Linked DNA regions of Homo sapiens: regions 1 and 2 are each linked to region 3. The links are chromatin contacts, found by Hi-C or POLR2A ChIA-PET in ENCODE. All regions are on one chromosome and are shown on one strand. The core of a region is the stretch at or near the end of the contact, and the rest is flanking DNA. Distances in the headings are between cores, read along the strand shown. Region 1 overlaps ADAMTSL1 (ADAMTS like 1). Region 2 overlaps ADAMTSL1 (ADAMTS like 1). Region 3 overlaps ADAMTSL1 (ADAMTS like 1).

The links. A loop is a pair of places that touch in the nucleus more often than their neighbours do. ChIA-PET counts read pairs that join two places held with the same protein, here RNA polymerase II (POLR2A). Pooled maps may share reads with other maps.
Region 1: a pooled map shows a loop between it and region 3 (2.1-fold over the local background). The contact joins two enhancer-like sites. A Hi-C loop is called at or near these places in 1 of 50 pooled maps. POLR2A ChIA-PET finds 5 or more read pairs at or near these places in 3 of 52 experiments (B cell, CD8-positive, alpha-beta memory T cell and IMR-90).
Region 2: a map of endothelial cell of umbilical vein shows a loop between it and region 3 (2.4-fold over the local background). The contact joins two enhancer-like sites. A Hi-C loop is called at or near these places in 6 of 168 maps with a recorded cell type or tissue (Right ventricle myocardium inferior, endothelial cell of umbilical vein, heart left ventricle and 1 more), 1 of 37 single-sample maps with no recorded cell type and 9 of 50 pooled maps.

The regions. Positions count from the first base shown.
Region 1 is chr9:18,604,627-18,607,337 of GRCh38, reverse strand. The region is part of intron 4 of ADAMTSL1 (ADAMTS like 1); the gene reads right to left. Among named protein-coding and RNA genes, the nearest start is that of MIR3152, 33 kb to the right of the region's middle. RefSeq lists an enhancer at 49-658. Within about 2 kb of position 1,302, at least 8 of the 41 ENCODE cell types and tissues checked have a DNase peak (open chromatin) inside an H3K27ac peak, as active enhancers do.
Region 2 is chr9:18,631,706-18,634,405 of GRCh38, reverse strand. All of the region lies in intron 5 of ADAMTSL1 (ADAMTS like 1), which reads right to left. Among named protein-coding and RNA genes, the nearest start is that of MIR3152, 60 kb to the right of the region's middle. Within about 2 kb of position 1,310, at least 6 of the 41 ENCODE cell types and tissues checked have a DNase peak (open chromatin) inside an H3K27ac peak, as active enhancers do; they include endothelial cell of umbilical vein, where a contact is called at or near this core.
Region 3 is chr9:18,785,700-18,788,417 of GRCh38, reverse strand. The region is part of intron 19 of ADAMTSL1 (ADAMTS like 1); the gene reads right to left. Among named protein-coding and RNA genes, the nearest start is that of MIR3152, 210 kb to the right of the region's middle. Within about 2 kb of position 1,382, at least 2 of the 41 ENCODE cell types and tissues checked have a DNase peak (open chromatin) inside an H3K27ac peak, as active enhancers do; they include endothelial cell of umbilical vein, where a contact is called at or near this core.

The DNA of each region.
Region 1 (2,711 bases), core at 53-2,552, 180 kb after region 3:
CAACAGTTGTTTCAAGTGAATTCTTGGCAGAGTGTTGACCTAGACTTCGGGCTGTTTTTCAACATTAAAATTTTACAATCGAAAGTTGAACTATATTCTGTAGGTGCAGGCATGTTCCAGTGAATCACAGGCTGGGATACATATCAAAGGGGAGATGAACACATTTCTTACTAGAAGAATTTTTATGAACATGCTCCCCACAACATTTAGGCATTGAGTTGTCAGATGATTTCCAACCTCAATTTCAAAATTCTTTTTAATGAGTGTGTTAAGAGCAAGGCTTACATGGATTGCTCATTGTTGGCTGGTTTGTCTTTTTCCCTAAGATAACAGCAGTTGTTTGTCTCAGTGAGATCTGGTCTTCACAGCTGGAAGCCACAAAACCTTTTGTCTTAGGGCAAGTGAATGGAGGTTGTATCTCAGTTGGCAGGAAGGGAGAAAATAAATACTGTGAGCCACAATTATTCTGAAGAGTGGGAAATTACATTAGGAAATTATAGACTGCAGCAGCGGATGGTTCTCACTTACCAAACTTGAGGCCGAGAAGAGGCAATAAATAAGAAAACTGGGGGGGAAGGAATTGTGGTGTTTATGAAGTACGGTGTGTGGATCAAGTCCTGTCAGGTGTTTTACAGAGTTCGTGAAGCCTGTAAAACAAACTCTGCAACTGAACAGGTGACAAAACCAAAGCAACTGCCTATATCACCTATCTAGAAAATGACAGAATTGGGATTTAGTCTCTTTAAAAAATGTCATTCCTATTACACTAGGTCACCTAATATACCAGGGGACTTTCAAGCAAACAGTGTGTATCCTCAAGAGGTCAGGCAGCACCACATGTACTAATCAGCTACTCATGCGAGCGCTCTGTTTAGAGAAATGGTTTTTGAGGGAATGTTTAGAGCATTTTGTTTAAAAACCTAGCCCACTACATCTCAATCATATTTCCTAAGTTTATTTCTCAGCACCAAGCTAAAGGCACTCAAAAAACAAAGATATTCCCAAAGGGCAGTTTCTCAGGAAACAAAAACTTTCAAAAAGATTCCAAGGCTTTTCCTAATAATATGAAAACAACCCCCTTGAAAATTTATTTTCAATGCTTGCCTATAGCTTGGCTTCAGCATTGACTCGGTTATTACCTTAAACAGAGGAAAAACATCTCCAGTAGCAGTTGGCATGACTGAGGAGAGGGGAGGAGGGAGAGGGAGCAAATGGAAACAAACTGAACTCAGCCCAAACAGCTCGCATCTGGGCGGCCTAACCCTGCAGAGACCTTCTCGCCAAGCCCTGCCAAAAGCCAGCAATCATGACCCCAATGTGAACTTTTGGTTTGTACCACGCAGTGTCAGAAAGGGGTAGAAAGCCCAGAATGACACACTATCAATTCCAGAGCATGCTGACTTGAACACACAGTTCACACAAGTAGCACCTACCTCTGCTTCCACCACCCAGCCTGGGTCAAGCGTGACGCAAGGAGAGTGTGTTCCAATATCAAAGCACCTTTATACTCAGCTTTGACCCCTTTCAGTCAAAGGTAAAATAAAAACATTTAGAAAGCATGTGAATGGAATATTTGTACACTTGTTTCTATTTGTGAACCTCAAAAAATTACACAAAATCAGGAAAATTGGCAGCTTTAGCACCAAAAGTGTTCAAGATTATAGTACCGGGGTGATGCAGTTACAAAATGAGGGATATAGGAAGAGTTACGTGGGAAACTCATCTGAGGCCTGATGCTGTCTCTGGGCCTACACCAAAAGCAGGCTGTCTTTTCTGTTCTTCTTTCCCAAGGTGGAGTGCAGAACCCATTGCTGAGTACAAACATGCTCTTGCCTTAAAATGTGTAGACTGTCAAGATTGCATGCCTGAAGCAAGTGTTTTTCTGATAGTTCCACCAGTGATAACTTCTTTTGCAATTGGGATTAGAACTGTTTTCAACATAACCGCTTTTTCATCTACAATGCCAGCGCTTGGTCCTAATTGGATATTAGGGAAAAAAGGCTCATTTTGTAAGCAGTCATTTAAATTGCAGATGTGGATTCAGCCTGCCAAACATGTACTGGCGATCATAAATCAACAACTGCATAGATAAACAGGTTGCCACTCTCTGAAATACCCCATTGGTATGCAAAGAGGCACAGTTACACTTTTATTTTTTTCCTGCAGAGAGGCATCTCACTATTTTCATGGTTATTTTCTGAGCTTGGGAGCAGAAGAGGGAAAAAAGGTAGGGAAGAATACAAGTGAGAGGAGTTCCATGGCCGAACATTTGTAAATCTCCTGGAGAAGCTGAAGTAATTTTAGTATCATGATCTCCACTACAGTGAGCATGTCTTTTAATCAACACTCTTTATGGGAATGGTATTGTCCTAGCTGTTAAAGGGTAAAAGACTCAAAAGTTGCAGCAGCTATGCTCTAGAGGGCTTCATAAACTAAGAGTAGGCATGAGTAGGAGGCAGAACTGGTGGGAATGTAAAATGGTGCAGCCCTGCAGAAAACAGTATGGCTGTTCCTAAAAAAATTAAACATGCAATTACCACGTGATTCTGTAATGCTACTTTTGCGCCTATCTACCTACAAGAATTGCAGACAAGGACTTGAACATACACTTGTGTGCCTATGTTCACAGCAGCATAATTCACAATAGCCAAAAGGGGGAAACAACCCAAGTGTCCATAGATGCCAAATGGATAAAATGTTATATATTCATA
Region 2 (2,700 bases), core at 61-2,560, 150 kb after region 3:
ATTTTGTAGAGATGTGGTTTTGCCATGTTGCCCACGCTTGTCTTGAACTCCTGAACTGAAGAGATCCACCTGCCTCGGCCTCCCAAAGTGCTGGGATTGCATGGGTAAGCCACTGCACCTGGCCTGTTCAGACATATTTTTTTTTAACAGTGTACATAATTATCCTATCATTGGAAGGATTTAGGTTAAATAAGATAATCCCAATTGTTACTCAATTTCTCTGAACCTTAATATTATCATCCTATCTTTAGGAGAATTTAGTTTAAATTAGTGAATCTCAGAAGTTACCTGACTTCTCTGATCTTCAGTTTCCTCATTTGTAAAACAGGGAAAACAAAACTTGCCTTATACTATTGTCGTGACTAGATATAAATATAGACATGAATCTAGATATAGGGATGTATAGCCTGGAACACAGTAAGTATTCTGTAAACATTATTTTCCTCTCTCTACCCCAAATCTCTTAAAGGACAGGGATTGAAAAACTATTTTTTTTTTAAATAGTGTTTCAACTCTCCAAGGCCCCTAGCACATTATCTGTTGAATGAGAAAAAAGAATCATATGCTCCCAATTCCTTCCCTGGAGAGGTTACATTATCGAGTTCTCTACAAAGTTGAATATTCCACTCATGACAAAATCTTATAGCTGTTTTTAATGTCATACATTGTTGAATTTCAGAGAGCTAAGAATTTGTGGTATATAAGAACAACAACAGAAAAAAGTGTAAGGGGAATATAGAAAAGGAACCAAAAAAAAAAAAAAAAAAGTTAAGATTAGGCCTACAGAGCTTCTTTGGTTTGTTTGTTTTTTGAGATGGAGTCTCACTTTGTTACCCAGGCTAGAGTGCAGTAGCATGATTGTGATCTTGACTCACTGCAACCTCCGCCCCCTGGGTTCAAGTGATTCTCCTGCCTCAGCCTCAAGTAGCTGGGATTACAGACTTCTGCCACTGCAGCCCGGCTAATTTTTGTATTTTTAGTAGAGACGGGGTTTCACCATCTTGGCCAGGCAGGTCTTGAACTCCTGACCTTGTGATCCACCCACCTCGGCCTCCCAAAATGCTGGGATTACTGGAGTGAGCCACCACACCCGGCCGAGACTGGGCCTACAGAGCTTTAAACGCCTTGCATAAAGACATGACTTTTTAAGTTTGCAAAAGAAACTCAAAGCAGTTAAAACAATGGGACTTTCTAGAAATAGAAAGTCTTTGTTTACCCACAGTTCAAATAAAGTGCAAGTAAAAGGAAAGCTTTCTGTTTGGCCCTGCCATGCTCAGCAGCAGTCTTCTGACCCACACACAGCTCATGCAGCCTCCCTCTTGCTCTGCTGGGAAGTGACTCACATTCCATAAACTGGAACATTAATACCCTAGCTCTTGGCTGATGCTGTAATATCTGTATGTTCCCTAAAGAAGACAGGGTGTGGTAACATTAGCATGCACCCCCAAAAAAGAGAGGAGAAGAACCTCCTAGAAAGTTGTTGAGGAAGAGGGTATATGGAGAAAGTAGACCAGGTGAAATAGTATTTCCTGATGCCCCTTGCACTCACCTAGTCAAAGAGAAATGAAGCAAGTCAGGCTGGTACAAACTCTAGCAGTTGGCAGCACATGGCACAGAAGTAGGAAGAGCCACAGCCTTCTCTTATATATTATTCTGAAAAGGGCTGATGGACCCCTGGCCAGACATTAAACGATCTGCAAATTCATTACTTTATTCCACAAGTATTTTTTGAGTGTCTTTTAGTGTCAGGCTCCATGCTAGGTACTAGGGATTCAGTGACAAAGAAGATAAACAAAGCACTAGCCCCACGAGATGGTCCTGAAAAAGGGATCTAAGATAAAATATGGGGGAAATACAAAATACTACACCCCACAGATGAAATTCCCAAAGCATATTCATTCATTTTTTTAGGAGCACTGCACCAAAGAAACCCATTTCACTCTATTTAACCCCGTGTATACCTAAGATGTTTATCCATAAAAACTTTTTCTTATGTGTCATCTGTTAAAATCAGCTGATATATCTTAGGACATACTTTAAGGAACAGTACTCTTAATTTAACAAAAAACAAAATAGGGAAAACAATTAAAAATTTCATTTTCTGCATGTTCATAAAAAGCCACTTTTGAGTTGTTTATGTATTAATAATTGTCTCACTTTCTGATAAATCCTCAATGATTTGGGATGGATTGGAAGATGCTTCTACTTGGCATCTATTACAATATTGTGCACAGAGTGGTGTTTAAGATCTCTTAGGATGTGAGAGCAATCTGGTGGCAACACCTGCCTCCTTGGTGATTAATGCCATTAGTATAGCTGGCGAGGCAGGGGCCACATCCTCTCCCACCGTGCTGCACATTCCTCTGGGTGCCCTTTCCTACAAAGGCACACTGTTTTACGATTGAGTGCATCTGCCCTAATCTATTCTGGCTTTGTTGACTGAACCATGATGCCAGTCTTCAGGACATATTTCTAGCTTATTAATCAACAATTCTAAATGATCTGCTTCAGATACCAGATAACCCATTTCTCCATTCAATGAACAAAATTTCCATGGGAATCATAAATTCTGTCATTTCACAGATATGGGTTGCAAATGTCTTTTCTCAAGAAAATTCTTCCCAAGGACTGTACCTAAAAGTATTCTTTAAAAAATATCTATCTATATGTATATCACACAACTTTCTATATAGAATATTT
Region 3 (2,718 bases), core at 133-2,632:
TTTGGCCTCATTTTCGGTGGTTGCGGGGGCGGGGCGGGGGGGTAATTAACGTCAAGGTTTGTAGTTACTTAGGGAAATAGACAATCACTAAAAAATATTCTGGATTTTAGATACTTTCAAACGGGAGGCAAAAGGAATGCTCTGAGATCTCCTCCGTGAGCAGGATTATTTTTCTGAAACCAAAAATTACAGTAGCCCAGAGGCTTGCAAGGGAGAATTTTATTTTGTACAAAAATTTTGGGCAACAGATTTGAGGTTCATGAAGAGTTTCATATCACCATTTGGCTAGGGCAACTTTTTTTAACCTTTGCTGTTTTTAATGTAATTGCCAACTAAAAGTTATTTAATGCCAGAAGCTTCATGATTGCTCAGATGGAAGTATAGAAAATATTTTAGGAATGGGAAAGGCCACCTGACCACACATTCTTAACCCTGGTCTTCTTCTTTTTGCCAGACCCTTTAACTTCCTTCTCTTTCAGAAGTTCATAGAGTCTTGAATTTGCTAATATGTGTATTTTATCTGCTTGCTGGGTAACTCATTTCAAATTACAAACCTCTGCATGAAATGACTGACTGGATTTCCTATCCACTAGGGATAGGGGTCCTCAAACTGCAGCCAATTACCACTTGCTTTTATAAATAAAGTTTTATTGGAAAACTAGCATATAGATTAAAGTATTATCTATGGCTGCTCTCACACTATAATGACAGAGTTGAGTATAGTCAGTTTAAGAACAGTCAAAGGTCATTCCTTACTCCTGATGCCTGCAAATCCTAAAATGTTTACTATTTGGCCCTTTACTAGAAAAGTTTGCTGACTTCTGGCATATAACATGGAAAAATTTTCATTTCTGGTTTATCTCAGTGACATCCTTATTTATACTAAAACAGTTAACCACTTTTCTGGAACTCTGCCATGTGCTAGGACCACTCTTCCAGGAAGAGTAAACTAACTGCTAGGGGGATCTCTGGAGATCCCCTAGCATTTCAGGGAATAGATAGTGCCTGACTCTAAGCCTCACTAGTACTGTCTGTTTGCCACTGGTTGTCTACTATCCTCCAGTGCTCTTCACCTGCATGATTCATGATGGTCATTTCTGCGACCACTGTGTTGACACTCAATACTTTTCTTTTGTGAGGCTTATGTATTTACTGGGACGGTTCTTTTTCTCTGGCTTGCTATTCTTACACTTTTCAACTGGGAAAAACATTTGTCATCTCCATTTCCTTTAGCTCTATAAGGGAAACAAGCCAAACCAAACTGAAATGGGCTTGTTTTTCCTTCCCTATCTTCCCTGCCTCTAGTTTTTATATTATCTGCAAACTTGGAAACTGCATTTCATGTGCTTATGACTTGTACATAGAGAATTATTCACAACTATGGTTCTGAAATTGACCCTGGAGGAATTTCCCATCTGATCTTCACTTCCATTCTGAGAAGTTTCCATCTGCTGATACTCTGAGTTGCCCAAGTTAAAGACTTCCAAATATGCCTTAATTCATCTCCTATTCAGCACCACTTTGGAACACTGTACAAAACTTTCTGGGAAATATAATCATTTAGAGGCTACAGATTTCACTTTCCTATCAGCTCAGAGATGATAGCAAAGAATGTCAGTAGAATATCAACATCCCCTCATGATGCCTGGATTTAGGCTGATAATTCTCCATCACGCTGTTTTCCTAGAAACCTTGCTAACCCAACTCTTTGAACAACTACCTAGATGTTCCTCAAATAAGAGTGAAGCTTCTTAGTTTGAGATGTCCTGGAAGACAGTGTGATACAATGGCCCCATGTCTAAATGACAATGATTTTGGATACTGGCAAATGAGTATCCACTGTGTGTCAGGCACGTTACAGACATTATTTCTGTTCTTTGCACTTCTGCTAGTCCGAAGGGCAGAATCAAAGTGCCTAATTGTACTAGTATCATTTTAGTTTAACTAATAAGAAAACCAAGGTTCAGAGAGATAAAAGTAGACTCACAATACTAAGTGGCAGAACTGGGATTTGTGCCAAAGTTGCTCTGATTCCAGCCTTACTGTCTCCTACCACCGTGGGCTGCCCTTTGTGTTAACTGATGTGCCATCAGGTTGCTCCTCTGGCTGAAGGGGTTGGGGAGGATAAGCTGGGAACACCTAGGCCCAGAAGAGAAGGAAAACAGGGAACAGGCTTAGGGATTAAAAGGCTGAAATTCCTTAGACTTAGCCATTTCCCTAGGATTCCATGTTAGTAGGAGTATCACCTGGGAGTGACCTCCCACCCACAGGAAGAAATAAGTATTTTCTTCAAGCATCTAGTTTCATATTATTCTTTAAGTTCACTTGCATTCCTTTTGAAAAGAAAAGAAAGTCTTACTTAAAAGCTTACAGACTTAAATCAGCTGAGCTATGAGGAATCTGTGATTTTGGGTTACTCCTGGTTCAATAGTGTTAAGTGGTAAGCAAGGCCTTCCCTGACAGTGTGGTGCTATCAGCAGTATGTAGGTGTTTCTTGGGGGAATGATCAATCCTCATCCAGTAATTTTTCCTAATTTGGTAATCCAATGTGCAGTGCCAATTTTGGAGAATCTGGCTCTTCTACAAGGAAGTCAGCACTGCCCTTCCAGGTATTGTTTCTAGAACTGGATTTAGACGTAGGAATACTGAACATATATTTGTCCATATTACGTAAGCCTCCTGGTATTAGATGTAGAGAAGGAAAATTTACCAGGTTCT